Linked DNA regions of Homo sapiens: region 1 is linked to region 2. The links are chromatin contacts, found by Hi-C in ENCODE. All regions are on one chromosome and are shown on one strand. The core of a region is the stretch at or near the end of the contact, and the rest is flanking DNA. Distances in the headings are between cores, read along the strand shown. Region 1 holds the start of LINC02436 (long intergenic non-protein coding RNA 2436). Region 2 holds the start of LINC02437 (long intergenic non-protein coding RNA 2437).

The links. A loop is a pair of places that touch in the nucleus more often than their neighbours do.
Region 1: a map of GM12878 shows a loop between it and region 2 (3-fold over the local background). The contact joins the promoter of LINC02436 here to the promoter of LINC02437 in region 2. A Hi-C loop is called at or near these places in 1 of 168 maps with a recorded cell type or tissue (GM12878).

What each region holds. Positions count from the first base shown.
Region 1 is chr4:185,049,157-185,054,484 of GRCh38, forward strand. LINC02436 (long intergenic non-protein coding RNA 2436) reads left to right here and starts at 2,721. Exons shown (of 6, transcript NR_174108.1): 1 at 2,721-2,780; 2 at 3,949-4,032.
Region 2 is chr4:184,986,676-184,991,789 of GRCh38, forward strand. It overlaps LINC02437 (long intergenic non-protein coding RNA 2437), which reads left to right and starts at 2,672. Exons shown (of 2, transcript XR_001741949.1): 1 at 2,672-2,791.

The DNA.
Region 1 (5,328 bases), core at 1,471-3,970, 63 kb after region 2:
AGCCACATTAAATTGAGCGGGTTGAATTGGCCACGCAGATGGCCAGTGCTGTAGAGAAATGATTGAAATGTCTGCTCCTGTATCTACCAAACCTTTAAATTTCTTTCCCTGAATAGTTATTTCACAGGTAGCACGTTTATCAGTAATTTGATTTACCCAATAAGCTGCTTTGCCTTGTTTATTTGTGCTTCCAAATCCTCCTGTTCGTTTAATTTCACTTTTTCTCATTCCCACATACGGCACAATCAGGAGCTGTGCTATACGCCCTCCTGGCTCTGCTTTCCAGGGAACAGAAGTAGATACAACAATTTGAATTTCCCCATTGGAATCTGAATCAATGACTCCTGTATGTATTTGTACCCCTTTTAAACCTATACTAGACCTTCCTAAAAGTAATTCTATCGTCCCCACTGGCAAGGGTTCGCAGACTCCTGTTGGGACCTTTTGCGGGGGTTCCCCAGGCAGAAGGCTCACAGCTTTTGTGCAGCATAAATCTACTGAAGCACTACTGGCTGTGGCGGGGGACAGACATTGTACGGGGGTGAGGGAATGGCCTGAGCTGGAAATGCCCGGTTTAGAACGGGGCCCGGGACGGGCCCCTCATGGCGTTTCCCGAAATAGGGTTCCCTTCTTTATCAAACTTAGAGTGACACTGATTAGCCCAATGTTTTCCTTTTTTTACATTTTGGACATATTTCAGGCTCAACAGTTTTCTTTTTTCCCCTATCTGGTGGCCTGACTCACTGATTTTTTCTACATTCTTTTTTAGTATGACCATGCTTCCCACAGTTAAAACAAGCTCCAGGAAATGGAGCATTTCCTTTATCTACTCTCAGTCCTGCCATTGCCTGTGCTAGCAGAGTAGCTTTATGCAGATTACCTCCGATGCCATCACAGGCATTGATATAATCAATTAAATGCACTTTCCCCCTGATAGGTCGCAGAGCAGCCTGGCAATCGGGATTAGCATTGTCGAAAGCTAATAACTGCAACACTATATCCTGAGCAGCCGAATCTGCAATCATCTTTTTAAGAGACTTCTGTAACCGAGCTATAAAATCAACGTATGGTTCTTTGGGTCGCTGTTTTATAGCACTAAAGGAAGGGTATTGTTCTCCACTTGAAGTGATTTTTTCCCAAGCTCTAATGCACACTCCTCTAAGCTGTTCTATGGCATCATCCCCCATGACCAGTTGTGCATGTAAACCAGCCCAGCCGCCAACCCCCAAAAGTTGGTGTGCAGTTATATTAATTTGAGGTTGGGCCTGGGCATTGCGAGCAGCCTGAATGGAAGCTTCATCTGCCCACCGAGTTTTAAACTGTAAGAACTGAGCAGGAGTTAGACAAGCTCGAGTAAGAGCGTCCCAGTCAGTAGGAATCATTCGACTGGAAACAGCAACATTCTTTAACAGTCCCATTACAAAAGGAGAACCTGGTCCATACTGATTTATAGCTTGTTTAAATTCTTTGAGTAATTTAAAAGGAAAAGGCTCAAAAGTAGCTATAATATTTCCCTGTTGATCTGGGGGGTGTATTCTAACAGGGAACTGCCAAGCCTCTAAATCACCCTCTTGTCTGGCTTGCTGAATTCCTGCCTGAATAGAACTAAGAGCGGTCGCTCGAGGCACTGCTCAAACTGTCACTGGGGCAACTACTTTTTGCCCAGCGTCCTCTGGAAAAGAAAGATCTGGAGGGTCTTTTTCTTCAAAATAATGAGGAGGGGGTGCAGAAGGGTAGGGATGAACCTTTCCTTCCTTTGCTGCTTTAGCTTTAGCTGGTAAATAAACACGCTCTGTAACCTCTTCTGTTACTTCGCTATATTCTGGTTCCTCCTCGTCCTCAGTGTGAAAAAGTTCCAAGGTGGAACGAACCAGACCCCATACCTGTCCCATTGTTACCCTGACACTTCCGAGCCCCCCTTCTTATTCACCATGGGGATTGCTTTAAGAGTACTCGGGTGTCCTCCAGCTACTTTTCCTTTCTAACCGTCGCTCTGGCAACCCTTCAACCTGGATTCGAGCCCCCAATGGATGGACACCACTTGCTGAGACCAGCTCGGTCAGGGAGGCCCTAACCCAGCGGCACTAGAGGAATTAAAGACACACACACATAAATATAGAGGTGTGAAGTGGGAAATCAGAGGTCTCACAGGCTTCAGAGCTGAGAGCCCCGAACAGAGATTTACCCACGTATTTATTAACAGCAAGACAGTCATTAGCATTCTTTCTATAGATATTAAATTAACTAAAAGTATCCCTTATGGGAAACAAAGGGATGGACCAAATTAAAGGAATAGGTTGGGCTAGTTATCTGCAGCAGGAGCAGGTCCTTAAGGCACAGATCACTCATGCTATTGTTTGTGGCTTACGAATGCCAGGTGTTCCTTGCCCTCATTCCCGTAAACCCACAACCTTCCAGTTTGGGCGTTAAGGCCATTATGAACATGTTACAGTGCTACAGAGATTTTGTTTATGGCCAGTTTTGGGGGCAATTTATGGCCAGAATTTGGGGGAGGGGGCTGCTGCCAACACTGCGGGCTCTCTCAGAATGCAGAGGCTTCTGCTTTTTCACGAAATTTCTCTTTGCAAGGCTCAAGAACATCCAATAGAGATTTCCCATCACAAAGACTGGGTAACCCTTTCCTGAAAAGAAAGGTAGAATCATTTCAACAACCCCTCTTCCTTCCTTAGTAACATAGAATGTTGATTGTCCTGAGTTCCAGAGCCTCAAAGAGCACCCAGCATAACTGTGGGAGAATAGTAAGCATTGGACACAAAATGGTAAGGAAAGTGCTTGAAGCGACATTTTCTTTTTCCCTTTACTATCCCGAGATGATTAATCTTTTGAAGGTTGAAAGTTTTTTGTGTTTGTTTGTTTGTTGTTGTTGTTGTTGTTGTTGACAGAGTCCTGCTCTGTCGCCAGGCTGGAGTGCAGTGGCGCAATCTCAGGTCACTGCAACCTCTGCCTCCCGGGTTGAAGCAATTCTCCTGTCTCAGCTCTCGAGTAGCTGGGATTACAGGTGCGTGCAACCAAGCCCAGCTAATTTTTGTATTTTTAGTAGAGACGGGGTTTCACCATGTTGGCCAGGCTGATCTTGAACTCCTGACCTCAGGTGATCCGCCCACCCCAGCCTCCCAAAGTGCGGGGATTACAGGTGTCAGCCACTGGGCCCAGCCTGAACATTTTTTTTAATGGTTTAGAGATGATGAGTGTAAATCCATGCCTTCTGGTGCCTGAAGGGCTTGTTTGAGCTGGAACGTCCTTGACTCGGGAAATATCACTGTGTTCAGAGCTCACCTCCCTGTGCATCACACAAAGCGTGCTCTTCCAGAGCTTCCTGAGCTGAGGTGCTTGTTAACAAGAGTATCTTGACTGAGGTCAAGACTAGTCACCTTTTTCAAATTCAGGTGATGGCACCAAATTCTTGGAGGGCTTTGGCAATTCGGCCTAGGTAATTTGTCCTTCGGGAAAATTGCTGAAATACACCAAAATATATAAAAATCCATTTTTTAAATTTCATCACATAAAAGGAAGTCTACAATGAGATTTTAAAATTAAATTGTGTAGTAGATTTCCATGTGGGTAGTGGAGCCCACTTTTTCAAACTTTCCTGTGGTACAATTTTCATTAACATCTTCCTTGGGTACTCAAGAGATTCACTGCTGCTAGAAAGTAACAACTGTAAGACTCCATGTAATATAGCAGGGTTTTATTTGATGGTCCAGAAGAAGAAAGGAAAAAAATTACAAACAAAATCTTCTTGAAATTCCAAAAGACTTGGCAGTCAGAAATGGAACATTCTATCAGAACTGTTGAAGGATACTGAACAGTTGATTCAAACAGTCTTTGTGAATTTTTCAATTAAAAACAGAAGTGAGGACTTGGGTTCCCATTAATTAAGTCTATTTATTAAGCCAGCACAAAGTGTCACTTCTTTTTCCATTCAAGGAAAAGCTGACCTTCTGGTACGGAAGAGCATGAGCAGTGAGTGAGCAGTGCCCATGCGTTGTGAGGCGGCCTCCATGGTATAAGGTGAGGCCCTGCCCCGACCTGGGGAGCACAGAGACTGGAGAATTAGACAGTGTTCCCATCCCTGGATCTATAGCATCAAGTGAGTGTGCAGCCTGAAAATGAGGGACAGGCAGCAACCTCCCAGCCAGTTTTTTTTTTTTTTTTTTTTTTTTTGAGACGGAGTCTCGCTCTGTCGCCCAGGCTGGAGTGCGGGGGCGCGATCTCGGCTCACTGCAAGCTCCGCCTCCCGGGTTCACGCCATTCTCCTGCCTCAGCCTCCCGAGTAGCTGGGACTACAGGCACCCGCCACCACGCCCAGCTAATTTTTTGTATTTTTCGTAGAGACGAGGTTTCACTGTGTTGGCGAGAATGGTCTCGATCTCTCGACCTCGTGATCCGCCCTCCTCGGCCTCCCAAAGTGCTGGGGTGACAGGCATGAGCCTGCGCGCCCGACCCCAGCCAGCTTTTAAAAGGAAGAAAAAAGCAACCCTCCTCCACTCCTCTCCAGCCCCCGTGAAGACCAGCATCTTTTCAGAAGACCAGGAAAAAACAGCCTCGGGCACTCAGTACGGATGGGCAGGTGCCGGGCCTGGTGCTGTCACTGAGGGGCAGCCCAGCAGGGTTAAAGGGGAGGTGGCCCAGCTCCTCCAGGACCCGGGAGACCTGACACAGGCACACTCAAGTGCGCCGGATAAAGAGGCTACAAAAACATGGCAGCCCCTAATGAGATATTTTTGCGCTTGGGCGAACGAAGGGCTGCTTCAGGAGGCTAGTGACGAAAAACCTGCCTGGCTTTTGTGCGGAGAAACGGCAGGCCCTTTCCATCCTTTTCTGGGGGGTAGGTTCTAAAAAGAAGGCCTTTCGGAGTCTTCACGAGAGATGTGGATTTTAAGGGCGACCTTAGGTCATACAGAACTAATCAAGCGAAAACAATAAGAAAATGAGCCTGACAGTCAGCAAGTATCTGAGGACTTTATCAAAAAGAATTAGAAATGGACAAATTCACTGGGAGCTGCAAAGGATCAAATCTGCAAGGTGGCATTGTGTGGCTGGGATTAGATTATTTATTCATTGTTAATTTATTTATTTATGTATGTGCAAATGACCTTGCTGCTGCAGATGCTAAGGCGCCTCTGAAAAGGCCGGGATTTTTAGATCCAGGCCTAGAATATGGGTCCATTTAACTCATTCTTTCCTTAAGGCGATCAGCACTGACTTTTATCTAAGGAGATAGAGGAGGAAAAACCATATGTGTTCAGGGAACGATGCAGGACTCAAGCAGTCCTAAGGACCCAAGTATTTCAGCTTCATTCGAGA
Region 2 (5,114 bases), core at 1,422-3,921:
GAGTTTTAAAGGGAGGATGGCAGGAAGAAGGGCCTCTATAAGGTGGGCATCTCACTATCAGGGCTGGCTCATGGATTCTAGCTTGCAGGCCTGGCACCCCTTAAGATTAATGATGAAGATGAACAAGGCCTCCAAGAGGCCAGGTAAGGCAACATGAGACATTTTCCACCTTTCTCAGGGGGCAGCTTGTTGGCAAAACATCTCAATTTCAAAAGTCACCCTCAAGGTAATGGAGCAGGAATCCTGATTTCCTTAGAGACTACCATGATGAGCATTTCTCAAAGTCCGCTCTTCAGTATTTAAAAAGAAAAAAACAAGCGAGGGTGTTCTGTGATTTTTAAATGGTTTACAAAATACTAGGTTAAAGAGTTACCCAACTGCATTTATGCAGGACTTCTCAGAGACTTTGCCAAGTTTATGTACATTATGACTCTCCAAGAGGGATGGAGGTATATGCACGCTGAAACAGTTTCCCAGTGTATTCGGTCAAGATACCCTTTCTTTACAAGGAGCAGCTGTTATGCTATACACCACATTCTATGGAAATCCAGCTCTAGACAAACTCAGATTGGGGCATAAAAGCTGAACCTGGAGAAATGAAGTGGCTTAGCCAAGGTTAAACAATGAATGGCAGAACCAGGGCCGCAATCCACTGCCTGGTGTGATTCCCAGTGCTCTCCCTTCTACATGGCACTGAGGTTGGTGAAGGCCTTCAAATCAGACCAGCTCTAGTGACAGAGTCTGGGGTTTTCACTGGAGAAAATAAACTGGCATGAAATGTAACCAGCGAGATGGCTTACTAGTGATAAGAAAGTGTGCATGTGAGTGTGTGTGAGTGTGAGTGTGCGTGTGAGTGTGGATGTGTGAGTGTGCATGTGAGTGTGAGTGTGCATGTGTGTGATTGTGGATGTGAGTGTGCATGAGTGTGCATGTGAGTGTGTGAGCGTGAGTGTGCGTGTGTGATAGTGTGAGTGTGCGTGAGTGTGTGCATGTGTGGAGTGTGCACGTGTGTGAGTGTGCCCGTGAGTGTGTGCATGTGTGTGAGCGTGAGTGTGCATGTGTGATAGTGTGAGTATGCGTGTGTGCATTTGAGTGTGTGGAGTGTGCACGTGTGTGCCCGTGAGTGTGTGCATGCCTGTGTGAGTGTGCATGTGAGTGTGCGTGCGTGTGTGCATGTGTTTGTGTTTTGCAGGAGTAGCAGCAACAGCACTGAAAGACCTATTCCCACTCAAGATGGTTGTATGGTCCCTGCAAGCTCTGGTGAAGGAGGATCTCCCCCAGCCCTCCCCTGGCTTTACCTGTTTCCGGGAATGGTGGGTGATAAACTGAGCTTTCATCAATGGTGAGTGCACACCCTGGCCCAGTGTGGAAGGCTGAGTACAGCCCCTAAAGATACGCATGTCCTCATCCCCAGAACCTGTACATGTCACCTTATATGGCAAAAGAGACTTCGCAGATGTGATGAAGTTGAGGGTTTTGAGATGCAGAGATGCTCCTGATTATCCAGGTGGGCCCAGTGTCATCACAAAAGTCCTTGTGGGGAGGTGGGGGAGATCTGATCACAGAACAGGAGTAGGGACTGTGATGATGGTAGCAGAGACTGGAGGGACAGTTTGAAGGCAGAAGAAGGGGCCACAAGTGCAGGAATCAGGGTGACTGCTAGAAGCTGAAAGGGCAAAGCGATTCTGCCCTGGAGGCTTCAGAGGAGGCCAGTCCTGCCAACACTTCTACTTTAGCTCCATGAAACCGATTTTGGACTTCTGAATAAATTTGTGTCATTTGAAGCTACCAAGTTTGTGTAATTTGCTACAGAAGCAATAGAAAATGAATACATGCAGTATGATGAGAACATTCCCAGTCCACTCTGAGAAGGTTGTGCCGCCCAGATGAGTGCTGGTGACAGGGAGCCCGGGGTGGTGTGACAGGCTCATGTATGCAGCTGGGTCACCCCACATTCTGGGAACCACCCAGAGGTTTGCTCCGAGCATTGTCCTCGGTCACAGCTTCCTATGGAGAGAGTGGGGCCACATCAGTCTCCCACTCAGAGGTAAAGACATCTGTGTCTCCTGCAACGTCATCAGTTTGTCCCTGTGGCAAGCAGCAGGGAGTGACTGATTTGTGACACCACGCCTTACCTGTGTGACTTTCAATGATTGTTTTCCTAGGCAGCATTGCAGCTGAGCCGTCGGGCAAATGAGAGCCAAGCAAGTTGGAGCTGCCCGGGAACTGGATGTGCTTGCTTAGAAAACATTTCAACATTTCCAAGGGTATAGTTTCTCCCACATACTCTGGAACGCTTGGAAACCACTTTAATTAGCATTGTTTGCCTGTCTGGCTGCCTTGGGTCTTTGGTTTGCTGAGGGCTGCTTGGAGGCTATGCCCTCCTCTCCAGCCCCTGCGTTGGGAAGTCACAGGAGACCGGAGCTGCGCACGACATCACAGCGCCGAATTCTGACCCAATCTGAATCAAATGTCACCCATACCCTGTCTTCAACCAACAAAAGAGCAACGAAGCCAGAGACATCATCTTCAGCTGCCTTGGCCTGTAAGGAATTCATTCTGACTTGAGAGGTGCTTTAACACTTTCACATGTAATTGTGTCCAGAATTGGTGGGTTCTTGGTCTCACTGACTTCAAGAATGAAGCCGCGGACCCTCGCGGTGAGTGTTACAGCTCCTAAGGTGGCGCGTCTGGAGTTTGTTCCTTCTGATGTTCAGGTATGTTTGGAGTTTCTTCCTTCTGCTGAGTTCGTGGTCTCACTCGCTCAGGAATGCAGCTGCAGACCTTCACGGTGAGTGTTACAGCTCTCAAGGCAGAGCGCCTGGAGTTGTTCGTTCCTCCCGGTGGGCTCGTGGTCTCACTGGCTTCAGGAGTGAAGCTGCAGACCTTCGCAGTGAGTGTTACAGCTCATAAAAGCAGTGTGGAGCCAAAGAGTGAGCAGTAACAAAATTTATTGCAAAGAGGGAAAGAACAAAGCTTCCACAGTGTGGAAGGGGACCCCAGCGGGTTACCAATGCTGGCTCGGGCAGCCTGCTTTTATTCTCTTATCTGGCCCCACCCACGTCCTGCTGATTGGTAAAGCCGAGTGGTCTGTTTTGTCAGGGCGCTGATTGGTGCGTTTACAATCCCTGAGCTAGACACAAAGGTTCTCCAAGTCCCCATCAGATTAGTTAGATACAGAGTGTCGATTGGTGCACTCACAAACCTTGAGCTAAACACAGGGTGCTGATTGGTGTGTTTACAAACCTTGAGCTAGATACAGAGTGCTGATTGGTGTATTTACAATCCCTGAGCTAGACATAAAGGCTCTCCAAGGCCCCACCAGACTCAGGAGCCCAGCTGGCTTCACCTAGTGGATCCTGCACCAGGGCTGCAGGTGGAGCTGCCTGCCAGTCCCGTGCTGTGCGCTCGCATTCCTCAGCCCTTGGGTGGTTGATGGGACTGGGCACCGTGGAGCAGGGGGCGGCGCTCATCAGAGAGGCTCGGGCCGCACAAGAGCCCGTGGAGGGGGTGGAAGGCTCAGGCATGGCGGGCTGCGGGTCCTGAGCCCTGCCCCCCCGGGAAGGCAGCTAAGGCCCGGCGAGAAATCAAGCGCAGCGCCGGTGGGCCGGCACTGCTGGGGGACCCAGTACACCCTCCGCAGCCCTTGGCCCGGGTGCTAAGTCCCTTATTGCCCGGGGCCAGCAGGGCCGGCCGGCTGCTCCGAGTGCGGGGCCCGCCAAGCCCACGCCCACCCGGAACTCCAGCTGGCCCGCAAGCGCCGCACGCAGCCCCGGTTCCCGCTCGCGCCTCTCCCTCCACACCTCCCTGCAAGCTGAGGGAGCGGGCTCCCGCCTTGGCCAGCCCAGAAGGGGGCTCCCACGGTGCAGTGGTGGGCTGAAGGGCTCCTCAAGTGCCACCAAAGTGGGAGCCCAGGCAGAGGAGGCGCCGAGAGCGAGCGAGGGCTGTGAGGACTGCCAGCACGCTGTCACCTCTCAAAATCACTACCTGCGCCTCAGATTTGACAGTGAAGTGTTAGGGGTTAGATTATGCAGTGTCAGGGCAGGCTATATGGAAGTGATAATGATGTCATAAATGACAAGTTGCATTTCTTTCTTCCAATGACATACTTGCAACTTAATCAATTGCCTTTTTATTTCCCCCAATCCACAGATTTGTTAAACTATTCTATCAGATGAATATTTTGCTTATGTTTTATGCAAAAGAGGACTCACAGAATCTGAAATGTGAAACACAGGAAACTGACGTTCAATGGGCAGGCTACACAGAGGCTGGTGCAAAGCCATCACCTCTAAATTAGAACTAAATTACTAAATTATAACTAAAACTATAAAATAGACTCAGGCTGTTGAAACCATTGAAAGCAGCACACGGCATTGTTAAAGTCATCAACTACTATATTTATTAAGTGTTTTTGGGTTTTGTTTTTCTTTTTGAGACAGGGTCTCACTCTGGCACAATCTTGGCTCACAGCAACCTCTGCCTCCCAGGTTCAAGTGACTCTCCCACCTCAGCCTCCTGAGTAGCTGGTACCACAGGCACACATCACCTGTGTGCCTGGCTAATTTTTGTATTTTTCCGTAGAGACAGGTTTCACCATGTTGGCCAGGCTGGTATCCAACTCCTGACCTCAAGTGATCTTGCCCACCTCAGCCTCCCAAAGTGCTGGGGTTACAGGTGTAAGCCACCACACCCAGACTATTAAGTGTTTTTATAAACGCTTAGATTTTAAGAAGTGCTCACATTTTGAACTCTAACAGAAAGCTTAGGGATAGACAGGCTTGGCGACAGTTTGGAGAAAGATTCAATGTGAACAGATAAAACCTTTCAAGGTGGCGATGACTGAAGGTATTACTACAAAAGACTGTAGGATGAGTGCCTCAAATGTAATATGCCTATACCATAATGACAAAAATGCGAAGAATAAAAGATAGTAAAATAGTGTTTTAAAAGTTAAAATAAGGATAGAGTAAGAAACAAACTAGGAAGTGACAGGAATGACTCTAACATGTACTAATATTTGGACTACTAATGGCTAGAAATCACCAGCGAAGGTTGATGGAGTATTTGAGAAGCTGGAAAAAGAATCTTATAACCACTATCCGAAGAAAAGT